Regions from separate parts of the Homo sapiens genome. Here all the other regions are linked to region 1. A link is a loop called in an ENCODE intact Hi-C map of the cell type or tissue named here. Cell type or tissue: heart right ventricle. All regions are shown on one strand. Region 1 overlaps NSMCE1 (NSE1 component of SMC5/6 complex). Region 2 overlaps IL4R (interleukin 4 receptor). Region 3 overlaps NSMCE1-DT (NSMCE1 divergent transcript).

What was found. Peaks named below come from ENCODE experiments on the same cell type or tissue, not always from the same donor. Only the 100,000 strongest peaks of a DNase experiment are listed, where the experiment ranks them.
Region 2: a loop joins it to region 1, with 2.5 times the contacts of the local background. A loop is called at or near these places in 25 of 110 quality-filtered maps.
Region 3: a loop joins it to region 1, with 2.0 times the contacts of the local background. A loop is called at or near these places in 6 of 110 quality-filtered maps.

The regions. Positions count from the first base shown.
Region 1 is chr16:27,230,870-27,238,869 of GRCh38, reverse strand. It overlaps NSMCE1 (NSE1 component of SMC5/6 complex), which reads left to right. Exons shown (of 8, transcript NM_145080.4): 3 at 3,571-3,692; 4 at 4,605-4,682; 5 at 5,723-5,869. Among named protein-coding and RNA genes, the nearest start is that of KDM8, 31 kb to the right of the region's middle. RefSeq lists enhancers at 328-622, 1,026-1,145, 1,496-1,565, 2,486-3,010, 3,191-3,280 and 1 more and a silencer at 6,401-6,450. In heart right ventricle, CTCF peaks have their summits at 3,500 and 3,714 (motif pointing left); DNase peaks (open chromatin) are centred at 938, 3,409 and 3,709; H3K4me3 peaks cover 840 bases; H3K27ac peaks cover 4,392 bases.
Region 2 is chr16:27,326,263-27,334,262 of GRCh38, reverse strand. It overlaps IL4R (interleukin 4 receptor), which reads right to left. Exons shown (of 11, transcript NM_000418.4): 2 at 4,065-4,197. Among named protein-coding and RNA genes, the nearest start is that of IL4R, 16 kb to the right of the region's middle. RefSeq lists an enhancer at 6,131-6,795. In heart right ventricle, no CTCF peak of the experiment used is centred here; DNase peaks (open chromatin) are centred at 1,960, 3,532 and 7,142; H3K4me3 peaks cover 297 bases; H3K27ac peaks cover 8,000 bases.
Region 3 is chr16:27,281,843-27,289,842 of GRCh38, reverse strand. It overlaps NSMCE1-DT (NSMCE1 divergent transcript), which reads right to left. Exons shown (of 5, transcript NR_037184.1): 3 at 3,099-3,181; 4 at 890-1,043. Among named protein-coding and RNA genes, the nearest start is that of NSMCE1, 17 kb to the right of the region's middle. In heart right ventricle, no CTCF peak of the experiment used is centred here; DNase peaks (open chromatin) are centred at 3,132 and 3,802; H3K27ac peaks cover 1,311 bases.

The sequences.
Region 1 (8,000 bases):
GTCGGGATGCTATTGGGGGAGGGACACATAGGACTCATTGGTGGCCAGGTGCACAGTTGGGGATAGGCAGGAAGCATGGCATCACCTCATGGCCAGAGCAGCTGGCCCTCTGTAGCTTCTGGGCTGGAGCCACCTCCAAGCTTCCTTTTGTCCCTTGCTCAGATTGGGAGAGTGTCTGGCTGATAGGGGTTCTCTGTCTACTCCTGGCTGCCCTAATCTCTGGTCCCTTCAGCTTTCTGCTTTCTGGTTCCCTGAATATCATACCTGGAATTATTCTCTCACCAAAACCGCAAATGTAAGAGAAAGACAATTGTAAAAAAAAAAAAAGAAAAAAGGCGAAGGTCTCGTTAGGGAGGGACATGGCTGCTGGGCTGGCAGGTGTCACCAGCTGACTCCTGTCTTGGGGCGGCGGCTGGACACAGTAACTGGAGTGCCACGTGATGAGGAAGGAAGTGCTGCCATGGGAGGACAGAGCTGGGAAGTGCAGCTTATCTGGTTGGGGAAGGCCTGTACGGGAGGCTGCCAGAGGATCAGGAGGCTGGGGTCCAGCCAGGGGTGGTGGTAGAGAAGCGGGAGGGAAGAGGGTTCTGGACATGTGTGAGGCTGGAGGCGAGACTGTGTGTGGCTGTTAGAGATGAGAAGTGGGGGAGAGGCTCACGCAGGGCCCCACAGAGCGGGAGGGCAGGATGGGCTAGAGCCCACACCTCTGCTTCTGGCCCCATGCCACCACGCCACCTCTGTTGCTGCTGAAAGGAGTCAGTTGAAGGGTTTGGGGGTGCTGAGTGTAAGAGAAGTTTCTTCTCAGGTCACGATTAAGAGGAGCTGCAAGGGCGCGGGGCCTCCGTGAGAAACAGTTACAGGGTCAGCGATGGAGATCGTGGACATGACCCTGATGCAGGAAGCGTGTGGAAGGAAAGAGGGCGATAGCGGAGAGAACGGGAGCGCCCAAGCAGTGGCTGGTGTGTGCAGTGAGCGAGTACAGTAGGAGGAAGTGGTTGGTCAGATGAAAATACAGCAAAACATTCATGGTTTCTGAAAAATGAGGCTGGACGCCAAACCAGAGGTGGTGTGGAGAGGGGAAGGGCAGAGAGGGCTGCTGGCTCCCTCCCTGCAACGGGGTGTCTGGAAAGTCCAATAGATCAGAATGCTTCTCATCTGCCCACAGGGCACATTGTTCTCAGTGATACCCAGGAGGGGCCTCGTTAGTGGAAAATGTGAATTGTCACTTTCAGAGAGGTGGGACTTGCCCCAGTGTCACACTGGGTGGACAGGGTTCCTGTCACTCACTCCGCACTGAACGAGGCTTTTTGATGTCTGGGCCTCTTGCACCTGAGCTGCCCAGCGTTGGCTCCCCTTGGGGGTGGAAAAGTGTGTCTGGCCAAGTCACTGGCACAGGCAGGTACGGAACAGCTCGGCTCCCACGCCAGCAAAGAGCTGCCTTGCATGCTGTGGAAGAGGAAGACAGCACCGGGGGCAGAAGAGAACATTTCCTGGAAAAACAGGCCATCCAAGGTGGCTGCCGCAGTGGAGGGAGAGGAGTTTTCAGAAAGGAGGGGCCCGTGAGCAGGGGCATGGAGGCAGGAAGTCAGGCCATGCCTCCCTCCTGATGCCTGCTCTCCAGCCGCCGAGGCCAGATGTCATTGTCATATGTTACGATCTCACCACATCCATGTTCCACCCACTTACTATGACTACTTTTTAATTTAAACTGCCTTTTAAAAACTTAACTGAAAGGGAAGATTAGCTCCTCGCTGAGCATGGCACATTAGTGTCACTGCCCTGGGCTTTGTTCTCAGCTTTTCTGGGCCCCACAGTCTGATCCTCTGACAGAGCTCATTGGCCTGGGTTTTCCTTGACTCTTTCACACGGCCACATCCTCCATTGTCACCAGCATGATCTTCTGTTGTTTTTTTTTTTAACTTTATGAATCTTGAGTTGTACGGGTAGCTTAGAAATGCCTCTGTCTAATAAGAAATCAAACACAGACATACAGCACGAGTGCCCTGTGATGACCCTTCGTTTAGTCCCTTCCTGGCGATGGCCTTGGTCGTCAGTCCAGTGGGTAACCTGCTGGGCCTTTTCCTGTGGGACTGTTTCATTGGTTCTGTTTTTGTTTCACACATGAATGTATCATATTGTCCATTTTTTCTTGCAGTTTTTTTTCCAGAATGATTTTCTAAGGCATGAATCTTTTGAAATTATTTATTTTAATACATAAAAACAGTAGTGAAAACAATAATACATACTCTTGCTTTAAAAAGTTTCACAGCACAAGCTGGGCGTGGTGGCTCACGCCTATAATCCCAGCACTTTGGGAAGCTGAGGTGGGCGGAACACTTGAGGTCAGGAGATCGAGACCAGCCTGGCCAACATGGTAAAACCCCATCTCTACTAAAAATACAAAAATTAGCTGGGTGTGGTGGTGCATGCCTGTAATCTCAACTCCTCGGGAGGCTAAGGCAGGAGAACTGCTTGAACCCGGGAGGTGGAGGTTGCAGTGAGCCAAGACTGTGCTACTGCACTCCAGCCAGGGCGAGAGCAAGACTCTGTCTCAAAAAAAAAAAAAAAAAAAAAAAAGTTTCACAGCATAAAAGGGACACAACGCTGGCCATGTCCTTCCACTGCTTCCAGTGCTCAGAGGCTTCCTGGTGCCACAGGAGAAAGGCCCTGCTGTCCCCGGCCACGGGCTCCTGTCCTCACCGCAGCCTCTCTGTCCTCCTCAGCTGAGCCCCCGGCAATAGTGTGGGTGCCCCCTCCTCAGACTGATGGACCTGGATGGTGGCCCCTGGGCTGTGAGCATCCTGCTGGCAGGGCCAGGGGAGGTGGGCGACAGAGAAGTCAAAGCCCCGGCCTTGTGGTGCAACTCTGGGCGAGTCAGTTCACCTCTCTGCGTCTCAGCCTCTTCCCCTGTGCCCAGAGAGCTGCTGGAGGGTGGATTCATGACGACAAAAGGTGCCCAGGACAGGGCCTCTCCATGCTGAGGGCTCGCTGCAAGCCACCCTTCTCACCCCGTTTGTTGTTATTCTTACTGTTCCAGCCCAGGACCCAGCACAAGCCTGGCATGTAAGTGAGGATAACCCGACATTGAATAAAAAGAGAAAGGAATAAAGCTCCACCTAAGATGTGTGGGGACATACAGGGACAGAGGCCTCTCGCGGGGCACTGGGGATGCGATAGAAGGGCTGAGATGGGATAGGATGTTTGTGCGGCGGGAGCTCACGCAGGCTCTGAGCACATCATTGAGTAATGCGCTGAAGGTGCTGATTGGGACTCTCATCAGGAGGCAGCGAGCAAAGACAGGAAGCCCGCGGCAGCCTCCGTGGTTGCAGATAGCATCTCCCTGGCCCTCCTGCCTCACAACGCCCTCCATCTGTTGTCTGTTTGTCTTCCAAGTACTCCAGGAAGAAAGAAGCCACGTGGCATTGGCGTTCACCCAAGAGGCTGCAGCCTCCACCCATGTCTGGGGTTGCTGTCCCCTGCGTTGAGATGGGATGGAATGATTCAAGCAAGCTACATTTTTTTGATGAGGCCCCCTGGTCACCCCCCTTTTTTTGGTCTGTTTATTTCCAGGCAATGCCACCGTAGATAAGTTGGAGGACTTCATCAACAACATTAACAGTGTCTTGGAGTCCTTGTATATTGAGATAAAGAGAGGAGTCACGGAAGATGATGGGAGACCCATTTATGCGTTGGTGAGTGCCCGGCAGAGCCCTCTAGTGGCATTTTTGAGGAGCTGGAACAGGGCCCAGGCAGCCTGTGTTTGCTTTGGTTTGATTTCTCTTTTGGACAGTTCTTTGCAAAGAAGTCACTCCAAATGTATAGAATATTAGGAATAAAGGGAGAAAATGGTTTTTTATTTAGAATAAGACATAGAAGCTATGAAAAGAAACTCTGTAGGAGTGTCAAGGATTGCAGGCCATGTGGGTGGGGCCTTCAGTGGTTTTCAGATTTACTCTCACAGGTAGGGATTTGGGCCTCATCCCTCCTGCCGCCGACTCCCCGTTCACCCACGTGATGTGTTCAGGATGCCACAGCCAGAATGGCAGAGCCAGGAGTGAAATACAGCCAGGGTGAAATACAGGAGTGGGAAGCTGACATGCCCCATCCCTGGCTAGGAGACACCTCAGCTGGTCAGAGGACATCTGGCTGCTCCCAGCCAGGCTCACACTCAGAAAGGGGCACTCTAGTCCAGGGTTGCCCAAACTCAATTCCCTGGAAAAAAAACATTACAGAGTCAAAGAACTGTGGAAATGCTGGTCAGACATGGCAAAGCAGATTTCCTTGCTATCAGACTTCTCAGTGCTTTTTTTGCATTTGAAGCTCCATTAACATGCAGACAAATCTCCCAAATTTATCTGAGTTTGGAAAATACTGCACACCCTTTGGAGTTCTGAAACTTCTGAGGGCCCAGCATGTTGGCTGAGCTAAAGAATAAAGTCTGTAATATACGCCTGGTTACAGATCCATCCCTGCGGCCCGCAGTGCCTGGATACAGGAGCTCAGTGACTGGCCAGAGATGGAGGAGGGGAGGGAGGGAGAGCCAGCGACACGTTAACCAACACGCAAAGAGCACAGCCTGACTGTCGTGCTGACTTATTTCTTAGGTGAATCTTGCTACAACTTCAATTTCCAAAATGGCTACGGATTTTGCAGAGAATGAACTGGATTTGTTTAGAAAGGCTGTAAGTAGAGTAATCCCCATTGCCCATTGGGTGGGCTTCTTATGGGAAAGTTCTGTCTCCGTCATTAGCAGTGGCAACTGCAGTGTTCAAGGATCACTGGGGGGACATGGGCCACCATTGCTGTCTGAGAAAAGGCTTTGCAGGGAGATGTCACTGTCTACCCATCTGGAACTCACAGCTGCCAGGGGGTCCCCATGGCTGCCTGAGAAGGAAGTGCTGGGCCAGGTGTGAGCCCCAACTGGATGGGCAAGAGCAGGGCTTCACTGGTAGTAACAGGCGTTCCTGCCTGGCTGCTCCAAGTGCCATCTGGGAAAGGCAGCAGCAGCAGCATCGCCTGGGAGCTTGTTAGAAAGGCCCGGTCCCAGTCCCCACTCTAGACTGCTGAGTCCGAATCTGCATTTTTGCCAGGTGCCCACTGAATCCTTTGCACGTGCACATTTGACAGGTACTGTTCTACCAGGCTTCAGAGCTATTTGCTCAGCCTTCTGCTCAAACACATGGCTAAGAGTGGTTCTCAGGCCTAGATGCAATGATAATAACTGCAGAGGTGAAAAATAATTCAGACATTTCAGCCCCACTCACGATCTGTTGAATCCAAATCTCTGAGAACCAGGCGGTGGAATCATTCCTTTTAGATCTTCTCCTGGGGATTATTAGCCACCAAGGTTGAGGAGCAGGTGCTGAGCTGAGCACACACCTGCGTGTGCAGGAACCTGTCTTCCCCAGCGGTTCCTGCCTGCCGTGTCTCTCTCTCACTGCCTCCGAGGCCAGCCGTGAGGCAAGGCGACCCTCTTTGATTTGGGGACATTAAGATGATTTATTTGGGAGGATGTTATAGAAGTGACCTCTGAGTCAAAAGAACTGAGCACAGTCCTGGCTCTTGATGCACATTAAATTGTTTTCCCGGAATACCATGCCAGTGTACAGTTCTGCCTGTGATCTGAGTGGTTTTACTGTGCCTCTGCCAGACTTGGTATTACCATTTAAAAGTTATTTTTGCCATTTTAATAGATGAGCATGATACCTGCTCTTTCTTCCAGCTGGAACTGATTATTGACTCAGAAACCGGCTTTGCGTCTTCCACAAACATATTGAACCTGGTTGATCAACTTAAAGGCAAGAAGATGAGGAAGAAGGAAGCGGAGCAGGTGCTGCAGAAGTTTGTTCAAAACAAGTGGCTGATTGAGGTACTGTCTCATGGTTTTTCCAGCCTGGTTCACTTTTTCAAGTGAATAACAGTTTTTTCTCCAAAATCGTACTTGTAGCCAACTGATGTCTGAGGAGCCCGGCCTTCTCGGATCCCTTATCTGCTTTCATGCATTCCAGCAGTGACCCCGTGGGGAGGACTTGGGCCTCACTCCTCCTGCCTCCCACTCCCCGTTCACCCAGATGATGTGTTCAGGATGCCACAGCCAGAATGGCAGAGCCAGGAGCCGCGCCCAGGGACTTGGGCCCCAGGATCAAGGCTCTAGCCCACAGACTGCAAGGCAGGGCAGTTCCGTGGCTGAGAGTGTGGCTCTAACATCTAACCCGGGTCTGAACCCTGAGCCAGGTGACCTCATGTTCCTTGTAAGAGGGGAGTCGTTGTTTCCCCTTCGGGGCTGGGTGTGTCAGGAGCGGGAATGGGACCTCACAGTAATGTGCTCGGTGCTAGGCTGGCTGGCTCGCGGGGGAGGCGGCAGAGGAATTGGTGACATTACCACTGTTGTTTTTGTCAGCAGTGAGTTCCTCAGGGCCAGTGCTTAGAAGAGGCATAGACCTGCTTCAGGAAAGGAGCTGTGACATCTGGGACAGGCCCCACTGCAGCTCCAGTTTCTAGATGTTGCCCCCACCCCCACGTCTAGTCCTGCTGAATGGAGCAGAACAAATGTTTCAGTTCTTTTTCCACAAAAGGCACCCCTGTTTTCAACAGCTCAGTGTTTGCCGAGTTGACCACAGCTGTGCCTCCCAGGTGCTTGTGCCCATGTGTGTTGAGGACGCACTCACGCCGGGTCCCCGCTTCCTCACTTGGTGGTCGGACTCGTGGCCAGAGGCTGCTGCTTGTGGCTGCAGCGATTCTCCGCTTCCTTTTCAGGAAGGCTCGCGTCTGGGTTGGGGAAGTCTGTGTTCTGAGTTACTGATTTCTATTTAGGGTGGGCCTGTCCCAGGAACCTGACCCGAATTCAGTTCCTGGGGTACCTGATGGGAAGACAGGGTGGAGAGGTCATGGGGTGAGGGCAGGGCTGGGAGCTCCTGGTGAGTGCAGGATCTGCTGGGCGCGTTCCCGTATGTCATGTCTTGGAGGCTGTCTGCTGCCCTGCAGTGGCTCCATAGCTTAGTTTTTAGCTGACAGCTCAGGGGTCTGGATGACGTCGGACACCCTGAGAGTGGCAGGGCCGAGTTCAGGCCCCGGTTTGGGGACTGCAGCTCCCATCAATGGCTTTGTCACAGTTGTTCTTGCCCTCCAGGCTGTATTTGGCACTAGGGAATGTTCTAGGGCTACTCAGGTTATAACTGACCATTCTCGCTTGTGGTGCAGCCCCTCTTCAGGCCAATTTTTTTTTTTTTTTTAAGATGGAGTTTTGCTCTTGTTGCCCAGGCTGGAGTGCAATGGTGCAATCTTGGCTCACCGCAACCTCAACCTCCCGGATTCAAGCGATTCTCCTGCCTCAGCCTCCCAAGTAGCTGGAATCACAAGCATGCGCCATCACACCCGGCTAATTTTTCTATTTTTAGTAGAGACGGGGTTCCTCCATGTTGACCAGGCTGGTCTCGAACTCCTGACCTCAGGTGATCCGCCTGCCTCAGCCTCCCAAAGTGCTGGGATGACAGGCGTGAGCCAGCGTGCCCGGCCACAGGCCAAGTTTTTTAAGGGTAGGGGTTATGACCTCTTCATGGCTGGTCCCCATTGCAGAATGTAGTGCCTGGCACCTCAACTGCTCAATAAATGCTTGCTGAATGGATGACTGGACAGGTGGATGAGGTTGCAGAGGAACAGCATTTAAAACTTACAAAAAATGTTACAGGAAATATCTGCTCATTACAGGAGGATTAGAACATGTTGAGATGCATAAAGAAACCCACTGAAGTCACCTGTTATCCCAGACCCTAGAGCCGAGTGCCCCAACATCCCAGTACACAACACTTTGCACCCTGCTTTGCACCCAAGAGCACCATGCCTAGCACATGCTGCCACCATTGTGCATGGCTTGCAGGGCGTGCCCCCAGCTTTATGGTTTGACTTGCCCTTTGTCTGCCCTTGGTGTCTGGAGAGGGCGGTGGTGGATAGGAGAGGCCCCGCCCTGGAGTCTGTGGCGGTGAGCTGTGGCTGCAGGCGCT
Region 2 (8,000 bases), 95 kb before region 1:
AGATAAGTGCCAGGTTATCGCGTTCAAGTACACGGCAAGAGGAGATGATTTCAAGTTCCCATTCTAAATCAAGAGACTCCTGGCTGGGCGCGGTGGCTCACGCCTGTAATCCCAGCACTTCGGGAGGCTGAGGCAGGCAGATCATGAGGTCAGGAGATCGAGACCATCCTGGCTAACATGGTGAAACTCAGTCTCTACTAAAAATACAAAAAATTAGCTGGGCGTGGTGGCGGGTGCCTGTAGTCCCAGCTACTCAGGAGGCTGAGGCAGGAGAATGGCTTGAACCCGGGAGGCGGAGCTTGCAGTGAGCCAAGATTGAGCCACTGCACTCCAGCCTGGGTGACAGAGCAAGACTGTCTCAGAAAAAAAAAAAAGAGATTCCTGAAGTGGTGGAGTTGGAAGGGGTCTCAGCGGTCACCTGCCAAGCTCAACTGCCAACCTGGACAAGGATGTCCTGCGAACACCCCACTTCTGACATGCTGCTAGGCAGTTTCAGCCCATATGCCACCACAGATGGAGCAATCACTCTCAGGTCTCAGTTAAGCAGAGCCATTGGAAACAGCCTCCTTATGTTGAGTCAAGGCTTTGTGTGAACAAAATCCCTGCTTGCCCAGCACTTACCTTGTACTTGACACTTTGCTAGGTGCTTTAGAAGTATTACCTCACCGAATCCACACAAGAATCCTGAAAGGTAGGCTGTTATCCCAACTGTCTAGCTAAGGAAACTGAGGCCAGAGAGGCCAAATAACCCATCCACCAGGTCCCACAGCTGGTAAAAGGTCAGAGCTAGAATCAGAACCCACGTTTGTTTGCTTCCGAGCCCACCGTGGATTCCAGTATACCAGTTCCTTCAATCTCATCTCCTAAAACTGCAGGCTGAACCCAATAAGATGAAATAAAATGAGCCGGGCAGAGTTGGCCATCCTGCTTGTCAATTTCAAACAACAGTTCCGCAAGTGTAGGATAAGAAAATCTGACTGAGCAGCAGAAAAGTCCTGAGGATTTTATCATCTGCAAAATCTCCAAAAGCCAATGGTGAAGCAGCAACTTAAAAAAAAAAAAAGAGTCACCCGAGGTCATATTAACAGAGGTATCCATTTATAGACTGTTACATCTCACAACAGCAGAATATACATTCTCCTCAGGTTCATGTGGAATAATCACCAAGACAGACCACATTCTGGGACATAAAACAACCTTAAGAGATTGAAAACATTAGAAATCACACAACATATGCTCTTAGGCCACAATGGATTCAAATTAGAAGTCACTAGCAGGAAGAAAGCCAGAAAATTTCCAAGTATTTGGAGATTTAAAAACACACTTCCGAATAACATATGGATCAAAGAAGAAATCACAAGAGAAACTAAAAATATTTTTAACTAAATAAAAATGAAAATATAGCCTATCAAAATCGGTGAGACGTAGCAAAAGCAGTGCTTAGAGGGAAATTTATATTATTGAATGTATATCTTAGAAAGAAAGTTCTAAAATCAATAATCTGTTTCCATCTAGAGTACTAGAAACAGAAAAGCAATATATGTCTAAAACAAGCAGAAGAAAAAAATACAAAATTGGAGCATACATCAATGAAATTAAAAATAGAAAATTAATCGAGGAAAATCAATGAAATCAAAAATTGGTTCTTCGAAAAGATCAATGAAATTGATAAATCTCTACCTAGGCGAATCAAAAAAATGAGAGAGAAGGCACTAATTAATAATAATGTGATATGGCCTGGCTCTGTGTCCCCACCCAAATCTCACCTTGAATTGTAATATGAATTGTAATCCCCACGTGTTGGGGGAAGGACCTCATGGGAGGTGATTAGATTACGGGAGCAGTTCCCCCATGCTGTTTTCGTGACAGTGAGTGAGTTCTCCTGAGATCTGATGGTTTTATAAAGGGCTTTCCCCCCCTTTCCTTGGCGTGTCTCCTTCCTGACGTCATGTGAAAAAGGATGTCTTTGCTTCCCTTTCCGCCATGATAATATGTTTCCTGAAGCCTCCCCAGCCCTGCAGAACTGTGAGTCAAACCTCTTTCCTTTATAAATTACCCAGTCTTGGGCATGTCCTTAGAGCAGCATGAGAACAAACTAATACTATTGTAAATTAAAGAAAAGTTATTAGAGGTGGCACATGCCTGTAGCCCCAGCTACTGGGAAGGCTGAGGCAGGAGGATCACTTGAGCCCAGGAGGTTAAGGCTGCAGTGGGCTGTGTTCATGCCACTGAACTCCAGCCTGGGCAACAGAGAAAGATCCTGTCTCAAAAAATAAAAAATAAAATTTTTAAATTAAAAAAAAGTGGCACTATATAATGATTCGGGAGTTAATTCTCCAAGAAGATGTAAATAACAATCCTTAATGTGTAGGCAACTAACAACAAAGGGTCAAAATATGTAAGGCAAAAACTGAGAGCAGCAAGGAGAAATAGAGAAATCTGTGTGATTATTCTGAATAATACTATTATTGGATAATAATAGTATTATTACTATTACTTCAACTCTTTTGGTAATCGACAGATCCAGCAGGCAGAAATCAGTAAGGACACAGTTGACTTGAACAGTGCTGTCAATCAACTGGATCTAAGTGCAGTGTGCAACCACAACTTGGCATCCCTTTGGAAGGAATACTGCTGTCATGTATGACAACAACCAACACAGAGAGGGCCTGATAATCCCAGGAGGCCTAGAAAGTCTTTACCTGGAAAGCTCTGCCCTCCTATACTGGGCAGCCTCACCATTCACTTAAACACACAGAGTTTACCACATGCCAAGTTTTCTTTTACATCTTTTACATACAAGAATGCATTTAATAATCTATGAAATAGGTAATATTATTTTCTCCATTTTCAGATGAGGAAACCAAGGCACAGAAAGGCTGAGTGATTTGTCTGAGGTTGCACAGCTGTGACAGTCATGGGTCTTAAATCCAGCACTCAAGCTCCAAAGCTTTGGTTCTTAACTACTATCTGTCTAGAAGTCAGAGACCTTAGTGTTTTGGGGATCAATGACCTATCTGAGCATCTAATGTAAACCCCAAACCCTGTTTCTGGCAAGGTGCATACACTTAATTCTGCATTCCATTTTAGGGGTTCACAGAATCCCTGAAGCCCAAGTGAGGACCTCAGGTCAAAGGCCTGTCCTCTAAGCAGTGGGCAGCTTTTGAGGGTCTTTGAGCAGGGGAGTGGCAAATTTTTGAGAAGTCTGGGGGGATGTGGGCAGTTAGCAGTTGCTGCAGATGAGGCTCACCCTGCCTCTTCTCCACATCACAGCCAGAGCCATTTTAAAATCAGAAATGAGACCAGGGCCAGCTCACACATCCAATGCCCCCTGGCTCCTAAAGGGCTTCTTCACAGGGGCCACAGATCCCCAGGGGGTTCACAGCTCATTAGAGAAGCATCTCTGACTTAGAATAAAATCCAAGCCCTAGAGTGAAAAAAGCCAGTTCCCAGAGTACACACCCCGTGACTCCATTTATGTAACATACTTGAAATCACATAACCATGGAAATGGAAAACACATCAGTGGGTGCCAGGGGCTGAGGGGGTGGGTCAGGAAGGGAGTTGGATGTGGCTATAAAAGGAGAATTTGAGCCATCCTTGTGATGATAGAACTGTGCTGGATCCTGGCTGCATACACAAACCTATGCCGTGATAAAATTGCATAGCACTAAACCACACATGCGTACGCAAACACAAAAATGAGTACAAGTAAATCGGGAAATCCCAATAAGGTCAGTAGCTTATATCAGTGTCAGTATCCCAGCTGTGATACTGTATTACAGATTTCTACAATCTTGCCCTCGGGGGGAACAGCATAGAAGCAGGGGTCTCTCTGTGATTTCTTTTTCTTTTTCTTTTCTTTTTTTTTTTTTTGAGATGGAGTCTCACTCTGTTGCCCAGGCTGGAGTGCAGTGGTGTGATCTCGGCTCACTGCAACCTCTACCTCCTAGGCTCAAGTGATTCTCCTGCCTCAGCCTCCCCAGTAGCTGGGACTACAGGCAAGCCACCATGCCCAACTAATTTTTGTATTTTTAGTAGAGATGGGGTTTCATCATACTGACCAGGCTGGTCTCGAACTCCTGATCTCAAGTGATCTGCCCGCCTCAGCCTCCAAAAGTGCTGGGATTATAGGCATGAGCCACCACGCCCGGCTTCTCTATGATTTCTTCCAGCTGTGTGTAAATCTTTAATTATCTGAAAATAAAAAGTTTAATTTAAGAAAATGAAGAAAAGAGCCAATTCCCCTGCTTATCCCTCTAACATTCCCCTCCTATCCCCTCTCCCTCTTCTGCAATCCTCCATTGGCCTCAGCCCTGGGATACACTCCCAGCTCTCCCTTTTCCAAGCATTTGCACCAGAAACACTTCAGAAGCCTTCTCTGACCCCCCTCAACTAATGCGGGCCCTCCCTGTGACTTCTTATCACAGCACCCTGTTTATGTCTGTCCCAGTACTTATCACTATCTCTAATCAGATTAATGAGGTTACATGTATGAATGTTTATTTTATTTCAAGATGCAGATAGCAAAGATAGCTTTGACTGCAAAATGTTTTCAACTTCCCTAGATTTTTTTTTTTTTTTTTGAGACGGAGGTTTGCTCTGTTCCCCAAGCTGGAGAGCAGTGGCGTGATGTCGGCTCACTGCAACCTCCACCTCCCGGGTTCAAGCGATTCTTGTGTCTCAGCCTCTCGAGTAGCTGGAATTACAGGTGTGTGCCACCACACCCAACTAATTTTTTGTGTTTTTAGTAGAGACAGGGTTTCCCCATGTTGGCCAGGCTGGTCTTAAACTCCTGACCTCAAGTGATCCACCCGCCTTGGCCTCCAAAGTGCTGGGATTACAGGCATGAGCCACTGTGTCTGGCCTAGATTAAAATATGCCATAAGAAAAAGACAGAACTCAAGTGTGTTAGTCCATTTTTGCATTGCTATAAAGAAATATCTGAGACTGAGTAATTTACAAAGAAAAGAGGTTTAATTGGCTTATGGCTCTGCAGGCTGTACAGGAAGCATAGCACCCGTATCTACTTGGCTTCTGGGGAGGCCTCAGGGAGCTTTTATTCACGGGGAAGGCAAGAGGGGAGCAGGCGTACATGGTGACAGCCAGGGCAAGAGAGAGGAGGGAGGTGCCGCACACTTCTAAACAACCAGATCTTGTGAGAACTCACTCACTATGGCAAGGACAGAACCAAACCATGAGGGACCCGTCCCCATGACCCAACATCTCCCACCAGGACCCACCTCCAACACTGGGGATCACATTTCAACAAGAGATTTAGAGAGGATGACATCCCAACTATATCAGCAAGCAAAAGACTAGAAAAAGGTAGCAATCTACATTATGAACGGTTAATGGCCTTAATATATGAAGAGTTCTTACAAATCAATAAGACAAACATCCCTTTAAGAAAAATAGGCAAAGAACATAAATGGTTCACAAAAGACATATTCCTCCATCAGATGTGAAATAGCCACCTCAATATACTGCTAGTTTTTCAAGTTGGGAGTATAATAGGTAACCTCAAATTTAAATTATGTATTTGTCTATAAATGCATTGTTTGCCTCCCTCTGAGAGACCACAAGCCCCATGAGGGCAGAGCTTTATGTCTGCTGTGCTCACTGCTTTATCCCCAGTGCCTGAAACAGTGCCTGACACAGGCATAGCATGTGTACAATAAACATATATTAAATGAATGAATGGTTTAAAAGTCAGCAATAATAGGCTGGGCACAGTGGCTCACGCCTGTAATCCCAGCACTTTGGGAGGCCGAGGCAGGTGGATCACCTGAGGTCAGGAGTTCACCAACATGGTGAAACCACATCTCTACAAAAATACAAAAATTAGCCGGGCATGATGGTGGGTGCCTGTATTCCCAGCTACTCGGGAGGCTGAGAGGCTGAGGCAGGAGAATCGCTTGAACCCAAGAGGCAGAGGCTGCAATGAGTTGAGATCACACCATTGCACTCCAGCCCGGGCAATAGAGCAAAGTTCTGTCTCAAAAAAAAAAAAATTCAGCAATAATAAATTCAACAATCTTTTTTTTTTTTTTTTTTGAGATGGAGCCTAGCTTTGTCACCAGTCTGGAGTGCAGTGGCACGATATCAGCTCACTGCAACCTCCGCGTGGGTTCAAGTGATTCTCCTGCCTCAGCCTCCTGAGTAGCTGGGACTACAGGAGCACGCCATCACACCTGGCTAATTTTTGTATTTTTAGTAGAAACGGGATTTCACCATGTTGGCCAGGATGGTCTCGATCTCTTGACCTCCTGATCCGCCTGCCTCAGCCTCCCATAGTGCTGGGATTACAGGCATGAGCTACCGCACCTGGCCTCAATAATCATTTTTAAACATGAACCAGGTCCCAAGCTTTTGTCCATAGTTAACTGTATATGCAGTACTTATTTTGTGCCTGGCCCTGTTCTAAGTACTTACAATATATTAATCAATTTGGTTCTCCCAACGACCCTATGAGGTAGGTGCCATTAACATTCCCATTTTACTGATGAGAAGACTGAGGCACAAAAAGGCTAGAGCACTTGCTGGTGGTCACAGAACCATAACCTAGGCATTGTCACTCCAAAATCCACGTGTTTAAGGACTGTGGTTGCTGACCCTTGAAATGCAGTCCCCAAAACCCTGGAACTTTGTCCGGGGAGCCCCACTGGCCTGAGACCCATTGGCCTGAGACCCAGAGACAGCAAGTGACAAGGCCAAGGTCACAGAGTTAGGAAGCAGCAAAGTCAGTGAAGGCCGCAGCCAGGAAATGAGCAGAAGCATGGGCCTGGGAAAACACGCCCGCCACCAGGAGAACACACTTGACTCACTTTTTTTAAAAAACTCGGGGGAGATTAAGTGATTAAGCCTTGAAATGTCAGAAGCCAGCAGCAGCCTGGAAGCGACCCAGCAGGACTCTTCCCGAACCCACAGCGGGTGGCAGGGGGGCAGGGGGCGGAGGACTGGGGGCGCACAGGGGGCGGTACAGGCCTTCTGCTCTTCTTCCCTCTGGGCAGGAAACCTGGCTTGGAGGAGGGGCTGGTTCTGCAGACAGGATGCAAGCACCTCTGTGACAGGTGGCATGTGGAGAGGAATCCAGGGACAGCAGGGGCCTCGGGTGGGGGCTGGGGCTTTGGAGCCGCTGACCCCTGAAACTCCACGACAGAAACTGGCCTGAAACCTCAGCTCCTGTGGCGCAATCAGTTAGTCATGCTACTTATAAGAAACCAGCCCAGAGCTTCCTCTGGCTTCTGGGACAGCTGGGCTGGGCTGGCAGGAAGCTAGGCATGCACTTCTTCCTGGGACAGTAACCTACCTAGAACTGGGGTTTCCAGAAATGGCAGCCACGTCGGTGGCCCCACTGGGATAGTAAGGCAGGCCAGGCCAGGGCCCCAGAATGGCCCGGGATCTGCCTGGTTGGCTCCGTCCCCAGCCCAGCCAGTGGGAGGGAGGGGAGGCAACAGACTGGCTCTGCAGCCACCAGGAACACAAATCGGCCCCCTCCACCAACAGCACCCACCAGCCTCCCTGTGGGCCTGCTGTGGCTCAACCATCCTCACCCACTTGCTCAAGTACCTCACTTATTCTCCTTCTCTTTTTTGCTTTAGAGACAGGGTCTCATTCTGTGGCTAGAATGCAGTCGCACCGTCACGGCTCAGTGCAGCCTTGAACTCCTGGGCTCAAGTGATCCTCCTGCCTTAGCCTCCCAAGTAGTTGTGACTACAGGCACACACCACCATGCTCGAATAATTTTTAAATTTTTGTAGAGATGGGGATCTCTCTCTGTGGCCCAAGCTGGAGTGCTATGGCACAATCATAGCTCACTGCAACCTCAAACTCCTGGCCTCAAGCAAACCTCCTGCCTCGGCCTTCCAACATGCTACAGGCATGAGCTGCCGTGTCCAGCCATCTCCTCATTTATTCTTGCTGTGGGTGTTTTCCAAGTACTGCCTATGTGCTGGCTATTACAGATGCAAACAGGCCATTCATTCATTCATTCCTTT
Region 3 (8,000 bases), 51 kb before region 1:
ATCAACTACCGGTCCCATCATGATGCAGGATGTTGCAGGAATCACTGATGTGCACCTTGTACAGGTTGATGTAATGCTTACTTCTTGGTTTGCAGGTCAAAAACAAGCTAGAAGTGAGGAGTGGTATCAATATACATTTTAAGGCCGAGTGCAATGACTCACGCCTGTAATCTCAACACTTTGGGAGGCTGAGGCAGGCAGATTATTTGAGGTCAGGAGTTCGAGACTAGCCTGGCCAACATGGTGAAACCCCGTCTCTACTAAAAGTACAAAAATTATCCAGGCATTGGTGGCGGGTGCCTAGTCCCAACTACTCAGGAGGCTGAGGCATGAAAATCACTTGAACCCAGGAGGCGGATGTTGTAGTGAGCTGAGATGGCACCATTGCACTCCTGCCTGGGTGCCAGAGTGAGACCCCATCTCAAAAAAAAAAAAAAAAAAAAAAAAAAATTTTAAGGATATGATCACTCTCCCAGAGGCAAGAAGTATCATTTCTCGACCCCAATGAGTGCTCTCTTTCCTCATGTCATCACATTTCTTTATATACGACTGTAGTTCATCTCTGGTACTGATCCTCCCCTTCCAGTATCCTTCTCTTTTGGGCCACTCTACTCAAACCATGCTTTCTGGGGTCAGCTATGACAGTGTCACCAAACACAAAGCCTTTCTTTTCCCAGTTCTCATGCAATCTTTTTCTCTCTGCAGCTGTTCATTCTTCATGAAATGCTCTCTTCTGTTAATTTCCAAGATTCCATACCTACCCTCCTGGTTTCTCCTGACCTCTCTAATCACCTCCTCTCACTTCTCATCCTGCCTTCTAAATGTAATCATTCACATCCTCTCCTTTTTCCTCTAGCATTCTTCTGGTTCTGCTCATTTATAAACTTACTTTTTCCCTTCTTGGGTACATGACCACCATCAAAGCTTCCACAATACATAAGTATATATATTCAGTGAATGTTTCCCCGGATCTATTCTGGCCCTGTCCAATCCGATTTCCCAGATGGAACCTCTGTGAGCATTGGGTGTGCATTCTTCCAGACCTGGTACAAGCAGACACATCATTCCATAGTGTGATGATTTTGTTTTGGTTTTATTTTGTTTTGTAGAGACGTGGTCTCCCTATGTTGCCCAGGTTATTCTTGACCTCCTGGGCTCAAGCAATCCTCCCGCCTTGGCCTCCCAATGTGCTGGGATTACAGCCATGAGCCACTGCACCCAGCCCATAGCATGGCATTGACTACAGTTCTGCGTTGGTCATTTAAAGTCTCCACATTTAGCCCTGTCCTTTCTCCCATGCCCTAGTATTTTATTTATTTATTTATTTATTTATTTATTTATTTATTTATCTATGAGACAGGGTGGTCTCACTCTGTCACCTAGGCTGGAGTGCAGTTGTGCGACCTCGGATCACTGAAACCTCCACCTCCAGGTTTCAAGCGATTCTTCTGCCTCAGCCTCCCAAGTAGCTGGGATTACAGGCACCTGCCACAACGCCCAGCTAATTTTTGTATTTTTAGTAGAGATGGGGTTTTGCCATGTTGGCCAGGCTAGTCTCGAACTCCTGACCTCATGTGATCCATCTGCTTCGGCCTCCCAAAGTGCTGGGATTCCAGGCGTGAGCCCCCCGACCTGGCCCATGCCCTCGTGTTTCATGATCCACACCTTGAGCATGTTCTCTCACACCTCTTGCCCTCAGAATGCCTAGGGCAAAGTCATTGTCTCTCGCGAGCTAACTTCTGTGCTTGGACGGTGTCACCATCCAATTAAGCAAGCTGGAAATGATGTTGTCATTGTTGACTTCCCTCTCTGTCTCTCTTTCCCATTCTCGCTTGTGAAAGACAGTCACAGCAGCCATGGGCTGTGCACTCTGCTTCTTTTTTTATTTCCCAGCTTTTAGGTTTTGGGGGTACCTGTTCAGGCTTGTCACATGGGTAAATGGTGCGTCGCTGAGGTTTGGGGTACAAATGACCCCATCACCCAGGTACTGAGCATAGTACCCAATAGGAAGCGTATCAACTCTTGCCCCCTCCTACCATCCTCCCTCTAGAAGTCCCTCGTGTCTATCGTTCCCATGTTAATGACCATGCATGTTCAATGTTTAGCTCCCACTTATAAGCGAGAACATGCAGTATTTGGTTTTCTGTCCCTGTGTTAATTCACTGAGGATAACAGTCTCCAGCTGCAACCATGTTGCTTCAAAGGACATGATCTCATTCTTTTTTATGGCTGCATAGTATTCCACGCAGTACCCTCCACTTCTGTGTTCATTTTCACATCTGGCTTATTTCCCACTCCTTGCTGCTTCTGCCCTGGTCCAGCCCCACCCTCCTCTCACCTGAAGTAAAGCTATATCCTCCAAGCTGCTTTCCCTGTTTTTTGTTGCTTGTGACATCCTCTGTATGTCGCCTACTGTGAGGCGAAAGCAACTCCATTTTGGATGCAGATCCACCATGTTGACTTAAGATTCACCACAGTTGCAGGAATGCCTCTAAGATTTCTACTTACTGCAAAGCCTGCCCTTAGGTCAAAACAACCTTGATGTTATTGTAAACACATGCTAATCATAAATCCTGCCCTTAGGCAATTTCCCTATGGTATATAAGCCCTGGTCTTGGGGCTGGGAGGTAGCAGCACAGGGGACTACTATTTCTCAACCATTGGATACGTGGCTTCTCTTCACAAGTCCCAGTTAAATGCTTCTTTCTAGGAAGCCACGGCTCCAGCCTATAATCCCAACACTTTGGGGGACTATGGTTGGAGGATCACTTGAACCCAGGGCTTTGAGGCCAACATGGACAACATAGTGAGGCCGTTTCTACAAAACATTAAAAAAAAATTAGCCAGGTGTGGTGTGTGACTTGTAGTCCCAGCTACTCGGGAGGCTGAAGTGGGAGGACTGCTTGAGCCCAGGAGGTTAAAACTGTAGTGAGTTCTGATCACATCACTTCACTCTAGCCTGGGTGACAGAGTAAGCCCCTGTCTCTAAAAACAACAATGACAACAACAACAAAAATTTGTCTCTGAAAAACTGGGTTTGTCAGCCTCTTTCTTCAACCTCTCAGCTTCCTCGGCCTTTGGGGTAGGTTTGTACTGACCTCCCACTGTGTATCACTGGCCAGTTATCGTCGCACTTCTTCTTCCCTCCTGATTAATTCAGGCTGCAATGGCCCACACATGCCTGGAGAATGAATCAGGGTTGACTTAGGCCAGAAATAACAATCCCACTTCCCTTTCACGGATTCTGACTTGCCCAGGCTTCCTTGCAGTAAGAGGTGCTGATGTGATTCAGTTTTTGCCAACAAGATCCACAGGGGAAATCTGGGAAGAGGCCCATGAAGAGAAAGACCTCCTGCCCTACCTCTTTCCTGGCACCATCATTTTCATCTGTGGCACTGAACACCTGTAAGGCCTAGCTCCAGACTTACCTTTCCTCCAACATGACCCACTTATGTTGCCAGTCACTTCTTACCTACCTTATGCTGGAGCTGGGGGTAGGGGCTTGGGAATTCAGGTCAGTTACATCATGCATCATAGTTGGTCTCCAAAGATGGCCCCAAATGAAGCCACCTCCCAGTGTTCGTGTTCTTATGCAGCCCTCTCCACTCTGAATCTGCACTGGTCCTCTGAAATATGTTAACTCACAGAATAAAAAGATAATGATGCTGTGCTAGTCTGGGCCCAAGCCTGAGGAAGAACAAGATATTCTGATGTTATCCTCTCCGGAGCCCTGAGCCAGCACACAAGAAACCCAACTGCCCTGAGACTGCCACGTTTTGAGGAAATGTAAGCTGACCACAAGGAGAGGCCACGTGGAGGAGAACTGAGACTCTCAGCCAACATGGAGGACCAGGCTCCAATCTCATGATGTAGTATGAGCCATTCCAACCAGCCTCCACCCATTTGCGTCCCCTGAGTTGACACCACGGGAAGGAAAGATAAGCTGGGTAAGTTGGGGTGAAAATGTAACTGCAAATCATATCCTCTGTTCAATCTCAATAGCCTTCTCATTTTTTTTTTTTTTTTTGAGACAGGGTTTCACTCTGTTGCCCAGGCTGGAGTGTGGTGGCAAAATCATGACACACTGCAGCCACAGCCTCCCAAGGCTCAGGTAATCCTCCCACGTCAGCCTCCTGAGTAGCTAGGACTATAGGCATGCACCACCATGCCTGGCTAATTTTTAAATTTTTTGTAGATACAGGATCTCCCTGTGTTGCACAGGCTGGTCTCAAACTCCTGGGCTCAAGGGATCCTCCCGCCTTGGCCTTCCACAGTGCTGGGACTACAGGTGTGAGCCGCTGCACCCAGCCAGCCTTCTCTTTCTTGCAAATGATTGCACTCTTCTGCAGCTTCACTTTGCTTACACGGGCCTCTCAGCCTGCATTACCTTTCCTCTGCATCAGTTATCCCATCCTCTAAAGCTAATCTGGAAAGCCCCCACTTCTATAAACCTTCCAGATGATGTCAACTCTGAAGAGTGGGTATTTGGACCAGCTCTGCAGCAAGTGTGTACTTTTGCTCACTATGCACCTACCCTCCCTCTCTTGTTGTAACAGCACCCCAGTTTTGTTTGGATGAACTCCCCCCACCACCTTTTAGTGCAACTCTGTCAATCAAGTTGTCCATTAACTTGTGTTTCAAGTGGGACGTAGAACCCGCCTGGGCCAATCAGTTGTTTCTCTCTCTCTCTCTCTCTCTCTCTGTCTCTCTCTCTCTCTCTCTGCTCTTACTCTTTCTCCAGTGCAAATCCTGAGAGGGTGACAGATAGCTGAAAATGGATGACAGCCTGACCAGACCTCCATAAGCTGCTGCTGGCAAGGTCTGCCAAGTTCTCTGGTCCACATTCAGTCCCAAATCTGAGGCTCCAGCATTTTCATTTGAGTCTACGAGCCACCCTGGAGCAGAGACAGTAATGCTCGCCAATGATTCCATTGTTCCCTTTCATTTCCCAGTGTTCTGGCATTTAGGGAAGATCTTGTGACTAGTTCTCACCAGAGATCCTAGAGTAGAAAGGACACATGTCACTTTCAGGCTGAGGCAGTAAAAACCCCCTGTGCAAACCCCCAGCCTCTTTCTTCCCCTGCCATGGTCACACCAACAAGGCTTCATGTTTCAGGGCTGCAGCCACCAGATGGTGGAACCTCCATTAGTCTGAGTGAAAGGAGGGCAGAGCCTACTGCTGATCCACATGTGGTAGATTCCACTACCTAGAAATAATAATTTTGAGAATGTTTGTTATAGCAGCATGACCTGGACTGTCCTGAATAATATACACCAATACCCTTCCTACCCTTCCAATAAACTTTTTTTGCTTAGATTATCACATCAGTTTCTTGTACCTAAACCAGCTTAACTGATAAACTAACAGCACTTAGTAGCAATTTCTTTTTCTTTCTTTCTTTTCTTTCTTTCTTCTTTCTCTTTCTTTCTTCTTTCTTTCTCTCTCTCTCTTTTCTTTTTTTTTTTGAGACAGGGTCTCACTCTGTCACCCAGGCTGAGTGTAGTGGTGCAATCTATGGCTCACTGTAGCCTTGAACTCTACAGTGGGCTCAAGCAATCCTCCCATTTCAGCCTCCCCAGTAGCTGGGACCACAGGCCTGTGAGCTCTGCAGCCTTGAACTCTGCAGATGGGCTCAAGCAATCCTCCCACCTCAGCCTCCCCAGTAGCTGGGACCACAGGCCTGTGAGCTCTGCAGCCTTGAACTCTGCAGATGGGCTCAAGCAATCCTCCCACCTCAGCCTCCCCAGTAGCTGGAACCACAGGCGTGTGCCACCACACGTTGCTAATTTTGGTATTTTTAGTAGACACGGGGTTTCACCATGTTGCCCAGGCTGATCTCAAACTCCTAGGGCTCAAGCGATCCTCCTGCCTCAGTCTCTCAAAGTGCTGGGATTACATGGGTGAGACATTCCACCTGGCCAGCAATTCCTTTGTTGATTACACTTACTAATGTGCATTTATCTTATTTTTTCTTGCCAGCTGAGAGCAACCTGACCTAAGGACTACGGAGATTCATCTTTGCATCTTACCACACTGCTGAGCACTTTCTTGATAAGATTTGTTAAGATGAATGTAAAAACTGAATGAAAATGAAATTTTTGTTTTGTTTTTAGAGACAAGGTCTCTCTTTGTCATCCAGGCTGGAGTGCAGTGGTGTGATCATAGCTCACTTCAGCCTTGAACTTCTAGACTCAAGCGATCCTCCCACCTTAGCCTCCCAGTAGGTGGGACTATAGGAATTGAATTCGTTTTTTAAATTCAATGTTTGCATTCATCCTATCAAATAGTATCAAGAGCCTTATAAGTATTCATCAGTGTGTACCACCACCAGACCTAGCTAATTTTTAAATTTTCCGTAGAGACGGGGTCTTGCTGTGTTGCCCAGGCTGGTCTCAAACTCCTAGCCTCAAGTGCGCCTCCCACCCCAGCCTCCCAAAGTACGGTGATTAAAGACATGAGCCACTACGCCTGGCTGAAAATGAAAAACGTGGTGAGTCAACCAGTTACTCTCTTTTCAACTGTGGTTTTCTAATCCATTTTCAAGTGAGGTTTCTTTTTTTCTTTTCTTTTTTTTTTTTTGAGACGGAGTCTCGCTCTGTAGCCCAGGCTGGAGTGCTGTGGCACAATCTTGGCTCACTGCAACCTCTGCCTCCTGGGTTCAAGCGATTCTCTTGCCTCAGCCTCCCGAGTAGCTGGGATTACAGGCATGTGACACCACGATCGGCTAATTTTTGTATTTTTAGCAGAGATGGAGTTTTGCCGTGTTGGCCAGGCTAGTCTCGAACTCCTGACCTCAGGTTATCTGCCCACCTCGGCCTCCCAAAGTGCTGGGATTACAGGCATGAGCCACCATGCCTGGTCTCAAGTGAGTTTTAATTAAAAGAGATTTAAAAATATGATTGCATCTCTATTTTTATGACGGTGGCATATATATAATAATATCTATATGTTTCAATCAAATTGTAGTCATAACTTTAAAAAGCCTTATTAAATGACAAAGAGTAAAACACTCTGGAAACATCAGAACAGCAGCAATATTCACCAAGCTCTTTATTTGCAACAGACACTCTATGTAGGGATTTTACTTTTTCATCCTCCAACCACACTCCATCCCTAATCCTGGTGTCTACATCTTATTGAAGACAAAAGAAGCAGCAGCAATTTGGAACTATTTGTTTATTGCTCCCAAAGGAATAAATAATTTCCAAATCATAAAAAGGGGGACTCAAAGGAGCTGGTAGACTAATAAAGAAGAACCATAGAGAGGAGGAAGTTCTCCATTTTTGTCCATTTAAAAAGAAACACAACAGTTGGGTGCTCACACCTGTAATCCAAGCACTTTGGGAGGCCAAGGAGGGAGGATCACTTGAGGCCAGGAGTTTGAGACCTGCCTAGGCAACAAAGTGAGATCCAATCTCTACAAGAAATAAAAAATTAGCTGGGTGTGGTGGTATGCACCTGTACTCCCAGATACTTGGGAGGCTGAGGCAGGACGATCACTTGTGCCCAGGAGTTTGAGGCTGCAGTGACTTAAGATCACACCACTGTACTCCAGCATGGATGACCGAGTGAGACCCTATCTCTTTAAAAAATTCTTTTTTTTTTTTCTGAGATGGAGTCTCTCCCGGTCACCCAGGTTGGAGTACAGTGGCGTGATCTTGGCTCACTGTAACCTCTGCCTCCTGGGTTCAAGCAATTCTCCTGTCTCAGCCTCCCGAGTAGCTGGGATTACAGGCGCCTGCTACCATGCCCAGCTAATTTTTGTATTTTTAGTAGAGATGGGGTTTCTCCATGTTGGTCAGGCTGGTCTCAAACTCCTGACCTCAGGTGATCCACCCGTCTCGGCCTCCCAAAGTGCTGGGATTACAGGCGTGAGCCATCGCGCCCGGCCAAAAAATTCATTTTTTAAATTCAATTTTTGCATTCATCCTATCAAATAGTATCAAGGGCCTTACAAGTATTCAGCAGTGTATACCAGCTTGGATGGCACAGCAAGACC